3 separate regions of the Homo sapiens genome follow, and regions 2 and 3 are each linked to region 1. A link is a loop called in an ENCODE intact Hi-C map of the cell type or tissue named here. Cell type or tissue: natural killer cell. All regions are shown on one strand.

Evidence for each region. A loop is a pair of places that touch in the nucleus more often than their neighbours do. Peaks named below come from ENCODE experiments on the same cell type or tissue, not always from the same donor. Only the 100,000 strongest peaks of a DNase experiment are listed, where the experiment ranks them.
Region 2: it touches region 1 in a loop (5-fold over the local background); 10 of 110 quality-filtered maps call a loop at or near these places.
Region 3: it touches region 1 in a loop (4-fold over the local background); 2 of 110 quality-filtered maps call a loop at or near these places.

Annotation. Positions count from the first base shown.
Region 1 is chr14:89,716,190-89,724,189 of GRCh38, forward strand. No RefSeq gene overlaps it. Among named protein-coding and RNA genes, the nearest start is that of FOXN3-AS2, 140 kb to the left of the region's middle. In natural killer cell, no CTCF peak of the experiment used is centred here; DNase peaks (open chromatin) are centred at 3,362, 4,022, 4,792 and 5,882; H3K27ac peaks cover 4,080 bases.
Region 2 is chr14:89,612,136-89,620,135 of GRCh38, forward strand. LOC105370617 (a long non-coding RNA gene) reads left to right here and starts at 7,182. Exons shown (of 6, transcript XR_944131.3): 1 at 7,182-7,338. It also overlaps a transcript of FOXN3 not described here. RefSeq lists enhancers at 2,409-2,498, 4,756-4,815, 6,426-6,927, 6,928-7,427 and a silencer at 6,821-7,200. In natural killer cell, no CTCF peak of the experiment used is centred here; DNase peaks (open chromatin) are centred at 4,956, 6,036, 6,856, 7,096 and 5 weaker places; H3K4me3 peaks cover 3,110 bases; H3K27ac peaks cover 3,413 bases.
Region 3 is chr14:89,362,073-89,370,072 of GRCh38, forward strand. The region is part of intron 2 of FOXN3 (forkhead box N3); the gene reads right to left. It overlaps FOXN3-AS3 (FOXN3 antisense RNA 3), which reads left to right. Exons shown (of 2, transcript NR_188029.1): 2 at 2,322-2,936. Among named protein-coding and RNA genes, the nearest start is that of FOXN3-AS3, 16 kb to the left of the region's middle. RefSeq lists an enhancer at 3,393-3,442. In natural killer cell, no CTCF peak of the experiment used is centred here; DNase peaks (open chromatin) are centred at 849, 3,129 and 3,629; H3K4me3 peaks cover 930 bases; H3K27ac peaks cover 1,795 bases.

The DNA.
Region 1 (8,000 bases):
CAAGTTCAAGACCAGCCTGGGCAACATGGTGAATCCCCATGTCTACCAAAAACAAAAAATAAAAATTAGCCAGGAGTGGTGGTACGTGCCTGTAATCCCAGCTACTTGGGAGGCTGAGGTGGGAGAATGGATTGAGCCCAGGAGATGGAGGTTGCTGTGAGCCGAGATCATGCCACTACACTCCAGCCTGGGCAATAGAGCCAACCTTGTCTCAAAAAAAAAAAAAAAAAAAATCGAGACCAGTTTAATATTGAAATCAGTAGACTTTGAGTAAAGCAGATGACCTTCCATAATGTGGGTGGGCCTCATCCAGTCAGTTGAAGGCCTTAATAGAAAAAAAGACTGACCTCCCTGGAGGAAGAGGGAATTCAGCCGGTAGACTCGGCCTTTGGACTCTAACTGCAGTGCCTCCCTGGGTCTCCAACTTTGCTGGCCTACTCTACAGAGTTTGGACTTGCCAGTCTCCATAGTCATTTTAAGGGCTAACTCCTTAAAATCAATCAATCTCTCTCACATCTATACACTTTTTACTTTTTTTTTTTAAAGTAGGTTTTGCTATTTGCCCATGATGACCTCGAACTCCAGGACTCAAGTGATCCTCTTGCCTGCCTCAGCCTCATAAAGTGCTGGGATTATAGGCGCAAGCCTCCATGCTTGGCCTATATACATCTCATTGGTTCTGTTTCTCTGGAAAACCCTGGCTAATGCAGGAGAAGACAACTGTCACTGTTAGTGCCAACCTAGAGAACCCTGTTTCCTTGACAGTCTAGTCACCAAAACTGCGTGGCTTCTTCACAGCCCCCATCAGACCTGCTGTTTGTCCTGAAAAGGAAATGAGAGGACCACTATCCTCAACTCTGTGTCAAACTTGCTAGTTAGAGGTTGGGCTCAGTGGCTCACGCCTGTAATCCCAGCACTTTGGGAGGCCAAGACAGGTGGATCACTTGAGGCCAGGAGTTTGAGGCCAGCCTGGCCAAAATGGTGAAACCTTGTTTCTACTAAAAAAAATTCCAAAAAGTAGCCAGGCATGGTGGCACACGCCTGTAATCCTAGCTACTCAGGAGGCTGAGGCAGGAGAATTGCTTGAACCCAGGAGGCGGAGGTTGCAGTGAGCCAAGATCACACCACTGCCCTCCAGCCTGGGTGACAGAGTGAGTCTGTCTCAAAACAACAACAACAGCAACAAAAACTTGCTAGCTAGAGCCCTGAAGCAGCTAATAGATGATAAAAAACCATAATGCCTATGGAAAAAGGACTCATAAATAACTTAAAGACATTTGTTACTAAAATAAAAGCACAAAGATAGCAAACTAAATAAAAATATTACCAACAATATATATAGATTGAAAACTAGTAATATATAGTACTGGATATTTTTCCATTTTCCAGCTTTTACTACCTGAACAGTTTTCAGGATTTGCCTTCCCTATGGTTTTAAAAATGTGCTTCTAAATCATAGATAACACACATGCTAAAATGTTTTTTCTTCTTTTTCGGGGGGAGGGGACAGTGTCTTGCTCTGTCACCCAGGTTGGAATGCAGTAGTTGCAATAACAGCTCACTGCAGCCTCCACCTCCCAGGCTCAAGCAATCCTCCCGCCTCAGCTACCATAGTAGCTGGGACTCCTGGCGTGCACCACCATGTCCAGCTAAATTTTTGAATTTTTTTTGTAGAGATGGGGTCTCCCTATGTTGCCCAGGCTGGTTTTGAACTCCTGGACTCAAGTGAACCACCCCCCTCAGCCTCCCAAAGTGTTGGGATTACAGGTGCGAGCCCCTGTGCCTGGCCCTGTTTTTCCTTCTATGTCTGATTCTTCGTGCACATATTGCATGTGCTTTGTACTTTTTGGAATGGAGTTGTTGGTTGTCTTGCTTCTCATTTTTCTATTGTGGTCCCAGAGGTGTGGAAGAGCTTGAATAAAACAGTACCATCATCACCTATTATGTGAGGAAGGCATTATTATCCCTATGGTGCAGAAATGGAACTGAGGATCAGAGATGTCAAATAATTCTCTTAATGTCACTCAACTAGATTGTCCCAAAGCTGGCCCTAAGCCCAGGGCTGTGTGACTCCAAGTTGACATTGCCTTTTTGATTGAGATGCTTTGAGTAATTTTTATCGAATTGGCTTAATATAGCTGAGTAGTGATTTGCCAAATTTGTGCCACCACATAGAAGGTTATATAGGTCCTTATCCATAAACACTATAGCCTAATGTCTTTGCCTGTGCTGCCTGCTCCTCCCACAGGTGACCCTGTTTCTTCCCTTCCATCAACACAGCTGGCTGTTCCATGGCCCTTGGCTACCAGCTCTCAGCTTCCTTGATCTTTTCCAAGGCTTCAGTGCAAAGCATCAGCTTCTTCTCTGCCTTCTGTTGCATCTCAGTTTTCTATTCCCCACTCCTAGATAGCCCCTCCACAAATTTAAAAAACCTAATTATTCCTAACACAAATGAGTTTAAAGCATATGAAGCAAATTTCTCACAGTTGCAAATAAAGGCACTGTACTCATTAGTACAAGTGACAAAAATCCAACTCAATCAGCTTTATGGAGTTAATTGGTTCATGTACCTGGGAAGTCTGGGGGTGACCACCTTCAGGCATAGCTGTATCAAGTGGCTCAAACAATGATAAGAGGGCTCTGTCTTTTGACTTTGATTGACTTCACTCTCAAGCAGAATCTCTCCAATCTCTCCAACACGGCTGCAAGGACCCCTGTCTGGCATCTTCAGCCTCCTGTGTTCTTTAGATCTCTGCATCCTAGGGCAAGGGAGAAGGACACTTCCCTCCACCCCTACCCCTACCCTTAGCTCTCAAGCAAACTCCCTATAATGATTTTGATTCACTTTGCTTGGGTTGCATTATATCGCAGCAATGGGGTGGGGTCACACTGTTGGCAGCCTTGCCAACATCACACAAAATGGGTGAAGTGGTCATTACCTTCAGATAGAAAAACAGGAGACAGGCGAGGCGCGGTGGCTCATGCTGTAATCCCAGCACTTTGGGAGGCCGAGGTGGGCGGATCATCTGAGGTCCAGAGTTCGAGACCAGCCTGACCAACGTGGAGAAACCCCGTCTCTACTAAAAATACAAAATTAGCCGGGCGTGGTGGCACATGCCTGTAATCCCAACTACTCCGGAGGCTGAGGCAGGAGAATGGCTTGAACCCGGGAGGCGGAGGTTGCTATGAGCCGAGATTGCGCCATTGCACTCCAGCCTGGGCGACAAAAGCAAAACTCCATCTCCAAAAAAAAAAAAAAAAGAAAAAGAAAAACAGGAGACCAGAGTAACATTTCACCTCGTCATGAACTTTCCCTGAGGGACTCTCATGACAGCAGAAAGAGGAAGCACGTGTCCTCTATCTAACAACCACAACCACCATAGTCTCATTCAGCAAGATTGACCCCCACCTTCCAGTTGGCCTGGGTTGAACAGGTGCCCAGCATTAGATCCAGAAGCCAGGAGAAAACAGCCAGATGCAACAGGCACACCCAGTCCCTGAAGCCCTCACTGGTCCCAACTACCCCAGGCCCTACCAGAAGTATCTGTGGAGAGGAGGGATGGAGGCGTTCAGCCCCCTTCTCCACTCCTAGACCCCCAGAGCAACTTCAGGGACTCATTTCAATAAGTATATTCCCAATTTATTTCTTTTTTTTCTCCCAGATCTAAATGATCATCATGATGGTGATGGAGGAAGCAGTGATAATGATGATGATGATGTCATAAAACTAAAATTATTGAGCACTAAGTACTGGTCAAGATGCTTTAGATACATCAGTTCATCGAATCCTCTCAACAACCTTGTTTTACAGGTGAGCGTTTGAGGATGGGTGATAAGGTCTCGCTGTGTCCATATCCAAATCTCATCTTGAATTGTAGCTCCCGTAATTCCCATTTGTGGTGGGAGGGACCTGGTGGGAGATAATTGAATCATGGGGGTGGTTTCCCCCAACTGTTCTCGTGGTAGTGAATAAGTCTCACGAGATCTGATGGTTTTATAAGGGGAAACCCCTTTTGCTTGGCTTTCATTCTCCTTCCTGCCGTGTTTGCTTCCCCTTCCTCCATGGTTGTGAGTTTCCTGAGGCCTCCCCAGCCACACTGAACTTGAGTCAATTAAGCCTCTTTCCTTTATAAATTACCCATTCTGGGGTAGTGTCTTTGCAGCAATGTGAGAACGGACTAATACAATGGGGAAATTAAGAAATGTACCCAAGGTCACATCTGGTAAAGGAAGAATGGGGCTTTGCACTCAAGCAGTTTCTTAACCAGTCGTGAAGATTCTTGTTAGTGGGGCACTTATGATGTGCCACATGCTTTACGTGAATTATCTCCTTTAACTTTCACAGTGGCCCAACAATACAGTGCCTATTATCATCCTTGCTTCATGAAGAAGAACACGAGGTTTAGGAGGGTTCACCCTCTCAGTCAAAGTCCCTGAAGTGCAGAACTTGGCCAACCCCACAGTGGACTGGCTTCTGCTAGGCAGTTGGGAGCCACTGCCATCTCCAAACAGCAGGAAGAGATGCTCAAAGCTGTGCTTTTGAAAAATCAATCTGGCAGTAGTGGAGAAGATACACTGTCTTTTCTCAGCTCAGCATACCAGTTGGAAGGCCTAACCACAGAGCCAGCAGGCGGCAGAGCTGGGGGTTAGATCCCACATCTACCTGATTCCAGCACCCTTGCTCGAATCCCCCAAACCTAGCTGCTTGAGGCCAGATGAAGGCTTCCGGCTTCACAAGTGCCCTTCCCTCACTGCGGGTGCATTGGCACCTCACTTCCTTGCCACACTTCCTCTTGTTTTGAACCACTATATTGGCTCATCTCAGCAGCAGACAGTTCCTCTGAATAGAGTATGCCCTGAAAAGTCAAAATCTACCACCAGCTGGAGCTGGTAAGGCTGCAGTACTTCCTGTTGAATCGGGTCTTGGGGCCAGAAACCACATTGTTATTTATACCCGAAGCTCTTTATTCACGGTGCTTTACAAAACAAAGAAGGGGCAGCCCCCTGTCTTATGGAGCCAGCAGACCCCAGAGATACAGAAGACAACAGACAATAATAAGCCCTCTCCCCTCTCCTTAAGCTGTAACTTCCATCCTGCCTGACCAGTCCCTGCCACTGCCCCTTTGTTTCTTCTATTACCTTCCTCTGAGCAGTCTTATTATGGAAATAGACTCCTAATTAACACATCAGGTTTCCGCTTTTCCAAAAAGTCTCTGAAATTGGCCCGTTTCATGATGTTGTTCACTCCAAACACCCCCTGCTATCTTTATTTTGTTCTGCTTTTCATCCTGGCTTATATCATTTATTTCTTTGTATTGAAAGCTTGTCAACTCATGGGACCTGGCATGTATTAATTAGGAGGATGGTCTGGAGCCCGACACAGCTTGATGGAAAGCCAGTCTGAGGGGGGAATTAGGCAGAGAATCAGAAAGAAGCTGAACCAAGCAGCAGAGGGGTAGATGGCTTAAGACCATGACCCAAATTTCAGACCCAGGGTGACCGACTGTCAGCCTTCTGGGCTGGGATTCTTCCCTTAAGCTAAGACAGTCTTCACTTTGTGCCATAAAAGTGCACGTCAGGTCTCACCTCTGTGCCGTTTGCTCAATGTGTACCCCCCTGCCGGGATGCCCTTCTTTCTCTTTTCTACCTACTAAGCTCTGCTGCTTTTCAAGGCCAAAATGAAGTCCCATCTCCCATAAAAAGCCTTCCGCGGCTCCTCCAGTCCTGAGCAACCTCCATTTTCATGACACTCTTGCAGGATTTGTAGCACATAATTTAGGCCTTGCTTATGTAGTCTTCTTAATGAGAACTGTCTTAGTCTCTCCAGCCACGTCAGAGAGAAACAGAGTTCAGGAAGACATAGGTTGAATAAGAAAGAAGCTTGTTTGCCCCTCTGGGGACAGCAGGAGGAGAGGGACAAGCTCAGCAGGCCCGTGCGATTGCACAGAAGCTGGCCTCCAGCGTTGCCCAGACAATCCCCAGCTGTTTTTTAAAAACATTACCAAGTACACAAATCTCTGCTGTTACCAGCTGGCTAGAGTTGCCCATGTGAGAAGCAGCTCAACTGGAAACCAGTGTCTGCAAGTTGAAGGGCGTGTCCTTGGATTTTGGACTCATATCTGAAACATTTATTCCTTGTTCTGCCCACAGGTCTTAATACGCATGGGGAACACTGTATTGAGGGGCTCTGTGCCCTCTCCTGAAAATCCTTTGTCCATTTCTGAGTGTCCTTCCCTTGGCTTCTCTCTTTTTTTTTTTTTTTTTTTTGAGACAGAGCCTTGCTCTGTTGCCCAGGCTAGAGTGCAGTGGTGCGATCTCGGCTCACTGTAACCTCCGCCTTTCAGGTTCAAGCAATTCTCCTGCCTCAGCCTCCTGAGTAGCTGAGATTACAGGCATGCGCCACCACACCCAGCTAATTTTGTATTTTTAGTAGAGTCGGGGTTTCACCACGTTGGCCAGGCTGGTCTCAAACTCCTGGCCTCAGGTGATCCACCTACCTCAGCCTCCCAAAGTGCTGGCATTACAGGCGTGAGCCACCAAGACTGGCCCCTTCCCTTGGCTTCTATGCCTGCTTCTAATGACTCTCTTCTAAAGACTGGTGACAGATGTACCTGGAAATTTGGGTCCTCCCTAGGGGGCCATTGGCCAATGGCTGACTGGTGCAGAATATGAAAGCCCAGCTCTGGGGTGCCTGGAGTTGGGATACAATCAGAGGTGTAACTTACACTCCACTGCTTTTTGTAGAGCCATGCTGAGGCTGGGACTTGGCCTGAAGTGGCTGTCTTGCTGGGCTCCTTTCCCTTCCCCATCCAGCCTGTTCCTCCTCCCACCCCCTCATTTCCCCTGGAGCACTTCATTTATAAACTCTGGCATACTAGTCCCCATCTGCGAGACTGTGTCTGCGAGACCCTGACCTACCATAATGCATATGGCACATCTCTTCATTGGTAGTCAGCCCACCATCACCCCCCACAAGCCCATATTTTAAGGCCATTTTATAAATTCAAATGTTCCCTCCAATACAGTGAAAATCCATCCAGTCATGCTCAGGTGATGTGATGATAGACATCTAGTCAGAAACTTATTTTTATTTATGTTGGTTACAAATTAAAGTCATCATTCATCCTCCTAGCACAGTAGTATCTTGCCCCTCTGTGACTTTGGATGCTGCCAAGGTAGTCACGAATAGATTTCATTCATCTTTCTAGATCCTGTTTTCTTGATATTTGTAGCTCAAGAATGATTCTGCACCACTGGCCCTGCCCCAAATCCTCCTGATAGGCTACTCTGAGTAACCAAGCAAATGAGAAGATGACTTTCTGTCCCAGGCCACACAGATCACTAAACTCTAAGTTTATTAAAACCTCTCTCTAGACTGGGCACAGTGGCTCACGCCTGTAATCCCAGCACTTTGGGAGGCCAAGGCAGGTGGATCACTTGGGGTCAGGAATTTGAGACCAGCCTGGCCAACATGGTGAAACCCCACCTCTATTAAAAACACAAAAATTAGCCAGGAGTAGTGGTGGGTGCCTGTAATCCCAGCTACTTGAGAGGCTGAGGCAGGAGAATCGCTTAAACCCAGGAGGCAGAGGCAGGAGAATCGCTTAAACCTGGGAGGGGGAGGCAGGAGAATCGCTTAAACCTGGGAGGCGGAGGTCGCAGTGAGCCGAGCTCAAGATTGCACCATTGCACTCCAGTCTGGGTGACAGAGCAAGACTCCGTCTCAAAAAAAACAAAAACAAAACCAAAAATCTCTCTCTAAACCCACCAGCACACTGCTACCTTTGCTGCTGCTGTACATATTCTCTTTGAACCCCCATTCCCCACCCCCAAGCCCCAAACCAGGTCTTATAATTCTTTGCCCCTTCATAGTGCTCAGCACAGGGCCAGGGGCAAACTTGTCAAATTCATCAGTCACATGGGAAGTAAAAGTCACAACTTTGAACCAAGCCAGGTAAACAGGGTTTGTGCAAGAGTCAACCTATTCATGGGACCAAGTA
Region 2 (8,000 bases), 100 kb before region 1:
TCTGGGAACACAGTTGCCTTGGTTTCTTCATCTGTAGAATGGGACATTAATGCATATTATCATTAGGTATTAGTAGCAGTATTATTAAGCTAATATGAGAACCAATTAAAATAATGCAGAGAGCAGCATCTGACAAAGGAAGGCCCCTCGCTAGTGTGATGTGATTTTTCTGTATCACCCAATACTGCCACACTTCCCCAGAAGTGTCAAGAGGCCATTCTAAATGCTGAATCTAGTCACAAGAAAAAACATGATGGTCTTAATTTAGAGATATTTATTAAGTAGTCCTTATAGAGTCACTGTTTTATTTTAAAAGCTGCAAAAGTATTCAGTTTGCTGAATTAGGAAATTTCAGAGTGCAACAAGAGCTCTTAAACTGGCTGGGTGTGGTGGCTCACACCTGTAATCCCAGCACTTTGGGAGGCTGAGGTAGGAGGATTGCTTGAGCTCAGGAGTTTGAGACCAGCCTGGGGAGCACAGGGAGACCCCATCTCTACAAAAATAAAAAATTAGCAGGGCATAGTGGTACACACCTGTGGTCCCAGCCACTCGGGAGGTTGAGGTGGAAAGACTGCTTGAGCCCAAGAGTTCGAGGCTGCATTGAGCCCAAGAGTTCGAGGCTGCAGTGAGCCCTGACTGTGCCACTGCACTCCAGCCTGGGTGACAGAGTGACAGAGTGAGACCCTGCTTAAAAAAAAAAAAGTCCGGACACGGTGGCTCACGCTTGTGCTCCCAGCACTTTGGGAGGCCGAGGTGGGCAGATCATGAGGTCAGCAGTTTCAGACGAGCCTGGCCAGCATGGTGAAACCCCATCTCTACTAAAAATACAAAATTAGCCAGGCGTGGTGGCACGCACCTGTAATCCCAGCTACTCAGGAGGCTGAGGCAGGAGAATTGCTTGAACCCAGGAGGCGGAGGTTGCAGTCAGCCGAGATCGCGCCATTGCAGTCCTGCCTGGGCGACAGAGCAAGACTCTGTCTCAAAAAAAAAAAAAAAAAAAAAAAAACTCTTACATTATCTAAAATCTAAACTTGTATAATATACTAAAATCCCTCTCCAAGTGGGACCTGCTACTCTCTGAACCTTAAGAAAGTGGCATCTGCAAAGGCACTGCGAAGGTACTAGGCACACATTTGGAGAAGCCACCTGTTAGCAACTTCAGCAAGGTCCTGGTAACTGGCATGTATCCTTCAGTTCAAAAAGAAAGTCCCCCAAACCATGGGAGCTTAATGCTCACTCCCAAAGAAGCACTGCTCCATTATCATGAGTACACCCTGGGACGGTTCTGTTGGTTACACACTCATTCTTCTTTGAAATGCAGGTGGGAGGAGGAAGGAGATAGCTTTAAACAGCCTCAACATGAAAAGCGTCAGTCAACACAATTCAATAGTTAACCACCATCATTTCGATCATTTCATCGTTACCACAGCCAACTATTTGGTCCTTATGCTAGTTTCATCTTTGTAAAGGAAATATTTCATATGTAATTTTTTTTTCCCAGCACAAATTGTTGGAAGATCTTTGGCTTCCTGGAAAACTTATTATTTTAATTGTCATCTCTAACCCCATGCAGGTAGTAGAAACATGGCAAGCACAATGAAAGTAACAGGAGAATGTACAGAGGGGTCTGTCCTTTCTACTTCTATAGACTCCTCAACTGAACTCCCTCTGAGAAACAATGCAGGGAGGTTGGCTGTGGCCATGAGCAGCACAGTTCTACTGCGGTTTGCCTGAATGAAGAGTCTCCTGATTTCTCATCTCCATACCAGGCAGAGGTGAATCTAGTGATTGTGAAAATCAAGAGTGGAACTGAAGGGGATTCCTCTGCCTGCCACCCCTAGAAATCCTCAATACTGACAGCTTCTGGGATGTAAGGGGGAAAACTGAGCCCGATCTCAATACTGCCATTTCAGAACAATCTCATCATTGAGGAGATAATGTGAATATATTTGATGATATGCAAATATCATCTGTGTGTTATCATTTTACTCAACACTCAAAACACTACTGAGTCTGCCAAGCAGATTTATATAGCTTGGCAAATTTTCATTTCATGAATGACACTTCATATGAAATTATTTTCACTGACTAATAGAATAACAGTGATAGAACAGATCTTGAGGTGGAAATAGAATAAAGCCATGCATTTCCAGCAAAATTATAACCAACTAATCTCAAACACCTCCATATGATGTTCCTATAATTTATAAATAAAAGGGGCCCTGGTTTATAAGTAACCCCTAAAAATATGCCTTCCCTCTCATTATAGACTGGGCCAGGGCTCTTTCATGCTTGTGGTCAGTCATCTTTTTCTGTATGTACGTAGGCTTCCTAGGGTACACTGTATTACGTCACTAATTGCCACCTTTTTCCTGCTCACTATGAGCACAAGCAGCCTCTTAAATTGTCAAGGCAAAAGTTCTCTCTTTCGCTAAGAGGTTCCAGGGCTCTGCAAGCAATTCCCCAAGGTCTTCTCTAGAGAACATTTTAGAAGCAGTGATTTGCAAACTGTGTACACAGTGGTACTGGGTTCCAGAGTGTGCCCTGGGCACAGCCCAGGTGACAATAGCAGGCTCTGGGCTCCTAGTTCCCTCAGAGCAGCTCTGTTTTTATTTGACTCATATATTAGGGTCTTGCATAAGATTCTATTTGTTGCTAAGTAGAAAACAAAAATGATGTCTATGAAAATGTGTGCAAACCATTGCAAGAAATGGTTCCGTCTCCCTCAGGCACTCTTAACCTCCCTCACCAGGCTGCTCTCTGCAAATGGAGGCGGATGCATTTATTTTCCTTTAAAGAAGCTTACCCTTTTCTCCTCTTCCCGAATTTGAAACATCTAGGAATTGAAGCAATTAAATATACTCATTTTCAACATTCAGAAACTAATCCAGACTTCTGCACAGCAAATCCTTTCAAAGTTAAAATTTGTTTTTCTCATGTGTACTATAAACTGGATTTAGCCAACCCATCCCCAATTTCGATTTTTTTTTTTTTTTTTTTTTTGCTATCAGCAAGGTTGGCATATACCTAACGTGTATTCTTTATGGACCTTTTGTTATAAGCAATGAGAAGAATGAAGCTGCCTCTTTCTCTTTACCTCTCTACACTAATCCAAAATCGACACTGGCATTTGGTTGGTATTCTGGAATAATTATTAGAAATTTGGCATAGCCATCCAAAAACAGCAGCTTCAGTGAGTGTGTGAGTAACTAGCTGACAACTGAAAATGAATTGGAATTGTATTGAACATCTTGTTCATTTGTATTAGGAAAATAAGTTGCACATGGTTGTACCACGATCAATTTTCCTAATTCCAAAATCAGAAAGAAATAAACCTAAATGCCACAGGTTTGCAGAGAATGAATTGTACCACTCCAAAGCCCCTTTCGAAACGAAGTGTTCTGAGCCAACTATTTGCAAGACAATAGAGAATGAAGGTAGATTCTAGAAACCAACAAATCCCATTCATTTCCTTCAGTTTGTAAAAACAAGCAACTGACATGTTTCCTGCCAATGAACACACTTGCAGATAAGAAAGCTCCCTACAGGAAATCCTTGCTAAAAGAGACCAGTTGTCCCATTAAACTTAATCTTCTTTACCAAGTCCTAATCAGTTAAATATCTGGGTGATTTAGCATATATTTCATAATCCCATGTTGTCAAATATTTAACTTCTACAGTATATATTTCTACGACATACATGCAGAATATTAAACATTAAAATAGAGTTAGGACTCTCCTCCTCCCCACTCCCCATGCAATTAGTTGATGAAAATAAGGGAAATTTGCTGCTTTTTAAAAAGACCAAATTGTTAATTGAACAAGTTTTAAAACTGACCATTATCAATTAAGATAAAGCTATTCAATGCTTCAAATTGCCATGACTTAAAGGAAGACGTTTCTAAATGAATATCAAGAACATAAAATCTGAAGACTGCCATTAACAAGATTAGAAAAATATAAGAAATGTATTTGCTTTATATTTTACAAGGTTCGATGTTGATCCTCAAAGTCAAAATTTAGTACAGGGCCTCTGGTTATTTTTTGCTTAGCAAAATGAACGGGGTTGGGGGTGGAGGCTAGGGGGAGGGGAGGTCTCCAAACTTTTTTCTTTATAGTCCTCATGGAAATCATTACCAAGATACTGGAAATATTTGCAATTTTGATACTGGGAACGTCTCAATTATCCTAAAAACAAAAGCACTCTTCCCCATCCACAAAAGAGGAAACTTTTCTATTTAAGTCAACTGGGTAATAATAATGGGATTTTTGAAACAGTTCTTATTTTCATTTAGATTTTCCTTTCCCTGGTTAGCCTCTGAGAACACCCTCTCTTATATTTCCCAAAGTACCAGGCAATCTTCATCCCTCCCTTTCACTCCCCAACCCCACCCCCACCACCCCACACACAAACGCAGCCTTCAAAATGCCACCAGTCTGTAAGTTCCATTGCTTGAGTTCAACTTTGAACCCTCTTGTAAACACAAACACCTCATTATAACTTCCCCCGATGAATCCTCATCCACAGGTAACATTCTAACCTTTCTGGCTCTCAAAAGAGTTTTGTTCTAACTGTAGACATACAAGTCAGTTTGATCCCACAATTAAGTGTTCAAATACATTGTTCTTAGCCTTCCCTTGCACAGCTCAGAGGTAGCAAAATGCAAAGTAAGCCTGGGGGCTCATCCTTAGTTTAAGGCTCTTTCCTCAAATATTTCCAACAAAAATACAGTTATGAAATCTAGGAGACCACATTTTTGGTTGTTGTTGTAAAATGACCTTGATTTGACAGGCGCGATCTCAGGTTTCAACAGATGCTGTGGGAAAGCTTACAGAAGCCAACAAGTTCTCCAGGCATCTGTGATGACATGCAGGTTTTGTTTTTGTTTTTGTTTTTGTTTCTTTTTAAGTGGTGGTCATGGTAGAGTATGTATGTGTAGTGGGGGTGGGGTGGGGTTACTCCTCTCGGTTTCCATAACAACCATGTCTCCACTCATCGGTTATTAGATACAATCCACTTCCTGTGTCTAAATTTTTAAGCCAATCAGAAAAGTGTTTATACATTTAACAACTTCTGGGACAGTGCTTCTTTAATGAAATCGCTTTAAAGGCTCAAATGAAGATGTTCATGGGCTTTACAGTTTGTCTTACAGATATAACATTTCACAGTGTTTACTAATTCATATTCTTATATGGTGCAGAATGCCCTTCCTCTTGGATGTGAAATGCATTCGCCTCAAAGCAGATGCCACAATCTCTCAGAATAGTGTGCAGGCTGATTTTGATTGTTTGCTTTTCATTGTCTTTTCCTTTCACTGTCACAGTTTTAGACTTAGTGCATGAAACGTGCTAATGCACAAGGCACTTAAATTATCAAAGTAATGATACAGTTAAGCATCCATCTACTGATGGTCCTTTTTTTAAAAGACTCAGATCAAAACCCGGTTAGGAATCATTATTCTAAGTTGAACAACTTTGCATTCTACAACTTATGAGCAGAAATCATTGAGAATGTATTGTAAAGTGCTGTGTATACGTGTAAGCTAGTAGCTGACGTCTGCAAAGAAATTTGTCACCAAAATGGCCTACTTTATGTGGATAGAAACAACAACAAAAAATTAAACATAAAGGTATCTCGAGCAAACTGCACCCAAATGAAAAACCGACCCTGCAGAAATCTGTGCACAAGAGGGCTATCTGAAACTACAGCACGATTTTAAAAGAAGGTTTTGGGTGACTGTTTTCATAAGTCTCAATCTAACTGACCAATCAGTGTGAGAGTTAAAGTGGGCTCCAGTCATTCGTGCAGCCTTCAGAGCTCTGCACCCTCCGAGCTGCTCTCCTCTCCAAGGCAGAGTCGGCGATCAATGAAAAACAGGGAACAAAAGGAATATAACAGGATGTCTTCCTTAGCTAAGGAAAACGATTCCCTTTTTCCTCAATGAGCCAGTCGCACCCTGCCTACGACAGCTCCACACGGGAGCTTCCAGCAGACCAGTCCTTTCGGGTGAGGCACATTTTACATTTGCAATCATGTGTCCCAACTGCTAGCAAATGTGTCACCTTAAGCACAGCCTGTGACGGAGGGCTCCCCGAGCCCAACCAATTGAAACTAATAAATTAAATAAATTAATAATCCCACAATTAAAACCTCCGGAGAAAGATTGCATTTCCCTTCCCCAAATGTCATCCCGGGAGTATAAACAAAGCATGAAAAATAGTCTCTTCAGCCTTCCCAGCCGGCAATCATGGTTTTCCCCTCAAAACAATGTTTCTCCAAAAAGAGAAATCTTCTTATTACCCTCAGTGGAAACTCATCTGTAGATGTCATATCAGGATAACCCGTTACAGTATTTGAAAAGAGGCTGAAACTGCCCATAGATTTGACACTGTTTATAATTGATAGCCAAACAGTTGCGACAGCAATGCTGTAAACTCTGCCCAGCCAAACAAACTCCACATTTAACACGTTCCTTCCTTGAAAATAAAAGTAACGCCCGGGGAGCCCACAGAAGTGTGCTTCCCTAAAAGTAATTAACAGAATTGCATCAATTATTTGATTATTTTTATAAATATCCATTTGTCTGCAATTTTTTAAAAAAAATTTTAAAAAGCGACTATCCACACATTCCTAAGAAACTTTTTTTTTTTTTAATGAACTTACTTTTGAGACAAAACTAATGAAAATAAGCAACTTGCCATGGCTGGATCTTTCCCATTTGGGCTGCAAGCTATAAATCAATCTGAAACCAGGTGGAAATAGGGGGGCGGACACCTTTAAAAAAAATCAAAGAGTGCCCCAAAATGCAGCAGCCTGAACACGGAGGGCTTCTCGTGACAATGCTAAACCCGAGCAGATTAGGAGGCAGGAAATGAGCCCCATTTTCGTTACCTTCGATCGCCTGCCCCCCCGCTGCTTCTCGCGGCCGCATTGGGGGGCTGCGGCGACGCTGGACTCGCGGGTGGCCCCGCCGCCGGGTCGCGCCGTCTCCCGGCCGAGCTGCAGCAGATCGCGGCCGGAACCCCGGCTCCTGCGCCCGGCGCCCGCCCGGGGTCGGCGGCGCGGCTCCCACCCCGGCCTGGAGCCCTGCTGGGTCCTAGTGCGCGCCGCGCGCCCGCCTCGCGGCCCGGTCTGCAGCCCGCACCGAGGGCAGGCAGCTCCCAGCGCCGCGAGTCTCCGGGCGAGGCCGCCACCCTCTCGGTCCCTTGCGAAAGCGGCCGCGGGGTGTGCGGATGAACTGGAGCTTAATGTCAAATCCTGGCACAAGATGTTCAAAAGAAAGACATTGGCTCCAACTGAACTCTTAGAAGGCAGATGCTAGGATCTGCAGCCCGAGGGTAAGCGTAGGGGCAGTACCTGGCAGACAGAGGTTTGCCGGGTGCACTGGTGACATTGGCCGTTCACAGACGGTGAGACGCGGTACGGGATCGATAAAGATAGATTTCAAAAATATAACGCTAAAAAGAAAAAAGGTTGAAAATGTGTGTGTTTAAAACAATGTTTTAAACTGTTTTTCCCAATATTTTCCCCCTGTTGACAACAGGCCCTTTTGCATTTCGCCTTCTTTTACTTTATAATATGCTCTTTTAAATAACAAAGCCCCATATGGCTAAACATGTAGTCATTTGATTTTCAAAAGACCTCAAAAATTGCATGAAAATATGCACTCATGTATCTCCTAAGAAATCAACGAGAAAGAATTAATGGAGGCATATGGCGTGCCTCATAGAGAGAACTTAATTACAAATTAAAACAAATGCGAAAATTCACAAATTCAGTAAACTGAAAGTAAATTATGATCCTAGATGTATACACAAATCAGCTCATGTACAATTAGAAAGACTGTAAATTCCAGGTTTCTCTTTCACAAAGGGAAAAGGGTGTTTGTTACATGAACTCATATCAGATTCCCCTCGTTTGCCCCCAAAAGGGCTTTCAGCAACCTCTTGGCACATTCATTTACTGCAGCCCACCTGGAAAGCAACTTTTAATCTTGCAA
Region 3 (8,000 bases), 350 kb before region 1:
CTCCAGCACCACCTCCACCACTACCACCTCCAGCACCACCTCCACCACCACCTCCACCACTACCACCTCCAGCACCACCTCCACCACCACCACCTCCAGCACCACCTCCACCACCACCTCCACCACTACCACCTCCAGCACCACCACCTCCAGCACCACCTCCACCACCACCACCTCCAGCACCACCACCACCTCCTCCTCCTCCACCACCACCACCTCCACCACCACCACCACCACCTCCAGCACCACCTCTACCACCACCACCTCCAGCACCACCACCACCTCCTCCTCCTCCTCCACCACCACCTCCACCACCACCACCTCCAGCACCACCACCACCTCCTCCTCCTCCACCACCACCACCACCACCTCCAGCACCAGCTCCACCACCTCCTCCTCCACCACCACCACCACCACCACCACCATCTCCACCACCACCACCACCATCTCTACGACCACCACCACCACCATCTCCACCACCACCTCCACCACCACCACCACCACCATCTCTACGACCACCACCACCACCACCATCTCTACGACCACCACCACCTCCACCACCATCTCCACCACCACCACCACCATCTCCACCACCACCTCCACCACCATCTCCACCACCACCACCACCACCACCACCACCACCACCATCTCCACCACCACCTCCACCACCATCTCCACCACCACCACCACCACCACCACCACCACCACCACCACCACCATCTCCACCACCACCTCCACCACCACCACCACCAGGCCAGAATGCAGACTTCAGTGGGTCACAAACCCATTCAAACTTCCGTGGGCCTAACGAAAGGTGGATCGTTGGGCCTGATTTTGAAGCAGGTCCCTGAACACCGCTTGTAAAGAGCTAACAGCACAGGAGTTGGGCAGGGCCCTGTGACACAAAGGCAGGGTCCGTTTCCTTAAGGTGGGGAACCTCTAGAGGAACACAAACAAGAAGTGATTACAAAGGATTACACAAGCTGGCCAATGGGCTGCCAGACAACAGAGGACAAAAGAGATGAGCCCTGGGGGAGGAAGGGGTTAAAACTGCAGGCGTGCACACACATGTGCACCAGCTCCTCCTGGGGCCTCACATCCCTGCTCAGGAAGCCCCTCCAGCTCCCACCTGGGCTATCCCCACAGTAACACCCCCACATCCCCAGCCTCTTAGAGGCTGGGTTCTTGTCACCATACCTCCTCTGGCCTTCCCACCAAACCCCTGCATGGGGTCCAAGTTCCCAGGGTCATGTGTCTCTTTCAAGATCATGAGAGACAAATACTACAAACTAACCCATGACTATGTGCCCATGAGGGGCCACAGGCAATGCCAGGACTTTCCCAGAGAACATTCTGGAAAGAATCCCCACATGTAGCTCCCAACAAGGGGATCAAGTGGTATGGTTCTTGTCTACACTGCTAACTTGCTGTGTTACTGGATGGACAAACCACTTGTCCTCTTAGCTTCACAATCTCTTCATCTGTATATTGGCAAAAATACCATCTTCTCCAAAAGTCATTTTGGGCTTAAATGGGATGATGACGTATACAATATACCTAACACCATACTCAGCATGGGAAAGGCAGTTAATCCACTTAATTCTCCTCTCTGTCAAGGGACGTCACAGTAGAAGTTAGGTGGTACTAGCAGAAGAACAAACAGAACAGAGCCAAGTTATTCACCATGAACTTACAGCCTCTGCTTCAAAATATGTAAGGAAGGAAGGCCAGGTGCAGTGGCTCATGCCTGGTCACAGGACTTTTGGGAGGCTGAGATGGGAGGACTGCTTGAGCCTAGGAGGTCAAGGCTGCAGTGAGCTATGATCGAGCCACTGTACTCCAGCCTGGGTAACTGAGCAAGACCCTGTCTGTAAAATATATATATATATATATATATATATATATATATATATATAATATATATATATATTCTTCCATATCAAAATGTTTAGCAAGTGACTGATTCCTGAAGGCCCTTCATTTTCTAAAATTCTATCATTTACAGTCTAACGACATTGGGGAAATGTTTACACTTCAAAAATTTAAAAAGAAAACCAGCCAAGTACATAAAAGAGGGAAGAAGAGAGGCAAAAAGAACAAAACTGATTACAAAGAATTTTTTTCTAGATACCTTATTGTCTATTCCCATAACAAGATCGACAATTACTCCAGCAGTTTAGATTAAAAAAGAAAAAAAAAAGATTGCTGTAATAACTGAGAGAAAGTTTCAGTTTTATGTCCAACCTTGCTCTCTAATAGTTTCTTTTTGTTTGTTTTTTTGTTTTGTTTTTGTTTTTGTTTTTGTTTTTGTTTTTTTTCAGAAGGAAAGATGGAAAAGAGAAGTTATCATTTCTTTCTCAAGATCCTGGCCCCATGAGCCTCAGTGTAGCCCTAGTTCCTGGGATCAGCACCAACAGGCAGGGAGGAGAGGCTCTGGCGCCCTGCAGACAGCACCAGGTTCTTGGCATCAGGAGCTGGATACAGAGTCCCTGATAATCCCAGCCACAGAATATTTCAAACTCACCGACATGTCCTCTAAATATCAGATATGAAAAGGCTTCCACTCTTGCACCTGTCTTGCTATTATTTTACAGATGTGTTCTAAAAGCTATAAAGACGGAAATCACTATTAGTGTGTCACTTATGTGATATTCAGACACCTGAGCTCTGTGATGATTTTAATGCCCCACAGGTCTTTCAGAAATCCACCTCATATACCTCAGAACGCCCCTCCATCTGCAAGGGAACGCATGTGGAACAGGTGGAGAAGGAATTCTTTTAGGCCCATGGGTAGAATTGTAAGGACTCTTGTAAATGCTTCTTCTGTAGTAGAGAAGCTGGACGGTATGTGTGTGTGCTTATGCGTGTTTGAATGGACGCAGGAAAAATCAATAATCTGCTTGCATCAACACCTAAATAAAACCAAAATAATCCCATGATTTGCCTAAAACCAAATTAATCTCTAGGAAAAGCCTGCTGTGACAGAGTTGTGTGGGGGCGGGAATTACAAAAGAAACGCAGAATTTCCCCGAGCTTCCGCTTTGCAGGAATCTCTGTTCCGTTACTCACTATTTTGAGAGAGCCCTGCTTCTTCCTCCTTCTCCCCACCACACGTCAATGTCATTTTCACAGGGGGGAGGCTACAGGAAGCACACATCTGCAGTGTGTCACCTCCCGAGGCTGACAGATCTACTCAGTATTTGTTTGGGTTGAAAATAGTTATTTTTTTGTACTCTCTACACTATTGTTTCCCAAGTGCCAAAAGCAGTCAAGAGCTAGCACGCTAACAACGATCAATCATAAAATGATCATGAAAACATCCAAATTATATTGACTTTGAAATACTGTCAAACTCTACACTGCTAAGTTCTAATAAAGAAAAGGAAACAGAAACACACCCCTCATACTCCAAGTCAGAAGGCCAAAGAGGTGGCATCTTTAAAATCACTATCTAGCTAAATCGGTTTTATCCAACTAAATCTTAGGATCCTCCCAAATTAGTTTTACCACTCTGTCTTGGGAGGGCCTTTAGCAAATAAGGGTTTAACTCTTCTTCTCCATCTGAAACCTCATCGCATGACATAGGCTGACTAAAAAGGGTAGAGGCACAGAAGCATTTAAAAAAACTTCAAACACATGCAAAACACACAGGAAGCTAAAAAGCGGATCGTTTTATATACTTCTAATAGCTGCCATGCTATGCCACTTCAAAGAGTCAAACTATTACTCAAATGAACTCAATATATTATGTGGCATGAAGCCATAAACTCTCACGTACACACAAAGTACACATGGAGAGATTTTAAAATTTAACATGAAAGTTAAATAATTATTACAGAGAAACATAAAGTAACTAGAATAACTAACATAAAGTTATTCTGTAATAACTTTATTATAGGCCGAGCCCAGTGGCTCACGACTGTAATCCCAGCACTTTGGGAGGCCGAGGCGGGTGGATCACGAGGTCAGGAGATTGAGACCATCCTGGCTAACATGGTGAAACCCCGTCTCTACTGAAAAATACAAAAAAATTAGCCTGGTGTGGTGGCGGATGCCTGTAGTCCCAGCTACTCGGGAGGCTGAGGCAGGAGAATGGCATGAACCCGGGAGGCGGAGTTTGCAGTGAGCCGAGATTGCACCACTGCACTCCAGCCTGGGCGACAGAGCGAGACTCCGTCTCAAAAAAAGAAAAAAAAAAAAACTTTATTATAGAAAAAAACATGCACATTTGAAAAGTTTTGTCTCCTGATAGGAAACAGGAATGTACAATGATGTGGTAAACTTGTCTGGAACGTGGGCATGTTCCTCTTTTTTTCTAACAGTTGTTTGTATCACACCCACAATCTTAAAGTCGAAATTGCATAAGCAAATTACAAAGAGGATAAATGGTAAAGTAAAAGACATACATTAAATTGCCCTCTTCGTGCCTTTTTTAAAAAAAAGTTTGAAAGGCAAGCTGACAGTGCTAGTAGGGATGAGGGGAAATAAAATTCACCACTCATTGCATTTACATAAATAATGTGTTTAAATACATAAATATTCATTTTTAAAGCTCAAGGCCTAGTAAAAGAATTTCTAAGCATATTGAATGAAGTGGAGGGGGCAGCTGACAGCCAGCTCTGACTTCAGGCTGCAACTGGGCGCGCACTCCTTCCAGTACCTCCACTTTCTTTAAGGTGATTTCCATGCTGCACACAGTAACAAACGAGTCAGGTTTTATGGACGGCAATAAAGGTAACGTGGGCCTGACACATGGATGCCCTTGGTTGGATTACAACTGGCCCACCTACTGCCACTTTATCTTCTGGTTGTCCGTAGTTACTCATCTATTTTTAAATGTTCCAATGTGATCTTATCAAATTGGCACATAATTTGATCACCATATTTCCATAACTGGAAGTTGTTCAAAGTACCTGGCCAGGTAACAGTGACAGGGTGTGTGTACTAAGCCAGAGAGCTTCAGTTATGATTTTTTTATTTTAATAAATAATCATGAGCCCTTCTCTCTCAGTGAAACACAGACACTGGGTTGTTTGGTGTTTGTTCTTGCGGAGTGGCCATTGGCCACGAGATCACCAGTCACCCATCTTCCCTAATTTTCAACAGGGAACTTTCCTGGGAGTTCCTGGGTTGTGAGCCTGGCTTTTAGCCACAGCATCCGGCCAACCAACACATCCACTTTTAAGGAGACACTGCCTCTACAGTGCCTCTCAATTCTAGAACAAGCACTCACTCCAACCATGAAGCAGATCCCTTTCAACAAAGGGTGTCTAACACCGACTGCACCCTGATGTGGCGGCACCCGGCTCCAAAGATAAATCCGAAACCATCTCCGACCCACATGTGAGAAGCTGCAGGGACCAAATAACATTGTCAGTGTTATCGATTCCTCCAGCGTTCTTGTCAGCGCTGGGTAAGATATGGACAAAGCACCCGGGAACCAGAGGATATGCCCGAGGTTGCCAGGGAGAGGACAGGGGTGCCAGGGAAAACTGCAGGTAAGAGGCTGCCAGACCAGTGCTCCAGCGGGAACACAGGGTCAGGGAGACAGAACGGGGGTTGGACGCAGGGGATAAATTCACACTGTGATTCACGGGTAGGGGGATGGAGGAAAAAATTAAACAAACAGAATCTACCCAGAAAGACCAACTGACCTGGCCCCTGGGAACAGTGGCAGCAACCACGTGGAAAAGGCACTGATGCCTGAGCTATCTGTCCCAGTGGCTGTCCAGAGAGCCAGGGCTCAGCAAGCCGGCCTCCTGCCCCAGAAACCCTCCCCTCGTCTCCCAGAGGCCTATGGTAGAGAATTTAAAAGGTAAATGACTCAACCCAAGCATCGTATCTTCCTCAATCCCAGCATCCCATGCTCCTCACCAATTATGTTCCTGTGAGATCAAAAGGTAGGAGCTGCTGACCTCGGCAGGTGTGTGTCTACCTCAGAAACTGCTGAGTTCTGCTATCAAAACGAATCCCAGGCCGGGCACAGTGGCTCACACCTGTAATCCCAACACTTTGGGAGGCCGAGGCGGGTGAATCACTTGAGGTCAGGAGTTCGAGACCAGCCTGACCAACATGGTGAAACCCCGTCTCTACTAAAAAAATACAAAATTAGCCAGGCATGGTGGCACATGCCTACAATCCCAGCTACTTGGGAGGCTGAGGCAGAAGAATCGCTTGAACCCAGGAGGCGGAGGTTGCAGTGAACCAAGATCACCCCATTGCACTCCAGCCTGGATAAAAAGAGTGAAACTCTGTCTCAAAAAAAAAAAAAAAGAACACCGAATCCCTGGCCAGGCACAGTGGCTCATACCTATAATCCCAGCACTTTGGGAGGCCAAGGAGGAAAGATCACTTGAGCCCAGGAGTTCAAGACCAGCCTGGGCAACATAGTGAAACCCAATCTCTAGAAAAAATGCGAAAAAATTAGCCAGGCCTGGTGGTACACGCCTGTAGTCCCAGCTACTCAGGAGGCTGAGATGGGAGGATCACCTGAGCCCAGGGAGGTCAAGGCTGCAGTGAGCCATGATTGTGCCACTGCACTCCGGCTTGGGTGACAGAGTGAGACCCTGTTTCAAACGCAAACAAAAGACAAACCTGAACCCCAGTCACTAAGGTATTCACCTCAGCTACTACAGTGACCTAGAAGATTTACACAGGGTCACAGGGGCAGCTGGGATAGCATACCTGTTTCTAAAGCCTTCTCAGCTCAGCTGAGAACTCACTGCAACCTGGGGCACAGAACAGTCCTCCTGAGAGTCAACCCAAAGCTCATCCAGTTAATTAATAACTGACGTGATAGCCAACGAGAGGGCTATGGGAGAGAAACTCCGCCAGGGGTTAAGAGTTACTTGATTAGGAAGCATAGGGGAAAAGATCCCTGGCTGAACAAACACTTTACACAGTGCGTTTCATCTGACAATGCCGAAGTGCCCTCTGGCCACCATGTCATGAGTCCTGAGCTGGGCCTCAGGAAAGACTCCTAGAGCCACTCTACCAATCTTCCTGGGGGAGGGGAGAGGCAGAGAAGCTTGATGCGTTATCCAGGAACACACATGGATACTTCCCAACCACACTCTCAGACCGTGCTTCAATTATTGATTAGGATTTCCAAAAACAGCCAGCTTTTGATTATCTGTGGAGACTTTATACATAAGAAATTTTTAACTCACTCATTATACTGCTGAGTCACCTGGCCTAAGTGTCAGTCCAGCTTGGAACTTAGAGTACACACAAACATCTTTAGTAGCAGTGATAGTAGCAGCAACAGCAGCACTGGCAGTAGTAACTATTCATATTAACTTACAACCGACCATGTGCCAAGCACCAGCCAAAACATTTTACGTACATTATTTATTTCACTTAATTCTACCAACAAATCTAGAAGAGAGATAGTATATGTTATGATCCTACAGATAAGGAAAGGTTATTAGTCCATTCTCATGCTGCTGACAAGGACATACCCAAGACTGGGTAATTTTTTTTTTTTTTAAAAAAGAGGTTTAATGGACTCACAATTCCACATGGCTGGGGAGGCCTCACAATCATGGTGGAAGGCAAAAGGCATGTCTTACATGGCAGAGAACAAGAGAGAATGAGAGAGCTTGTGTAGGGAAACTCCCCTTTACAAACCCATCAGATCTCATAAGACTTGTTCACTATCATGAGAACAACACAGGAAAGACCTGTCCTTATGATTCAATTACCTCCCCCTAGGTCCCTCCCCACAACACGTGGGAATTATGGGAGCTACGATTCAACATGAGATTTGGGTGGGGACACAGAGTCAAACCGTATCAGAAAGTAAAGTTCAGACAAGTTAACGAATTTGTCTAAGGTGAAATGCAGGCAGCTTGATTCTGGAATTGATAAACACCACTGCATAGCTGCAACAAAAACTGTATCACTTCCAAGTCAAATCACAAATAATTTTGGATTATCCAACTGCACTAAAATGTACATCCTTGAACAGCAGTGTCACAAAAATGCTTTCTAATACTGTG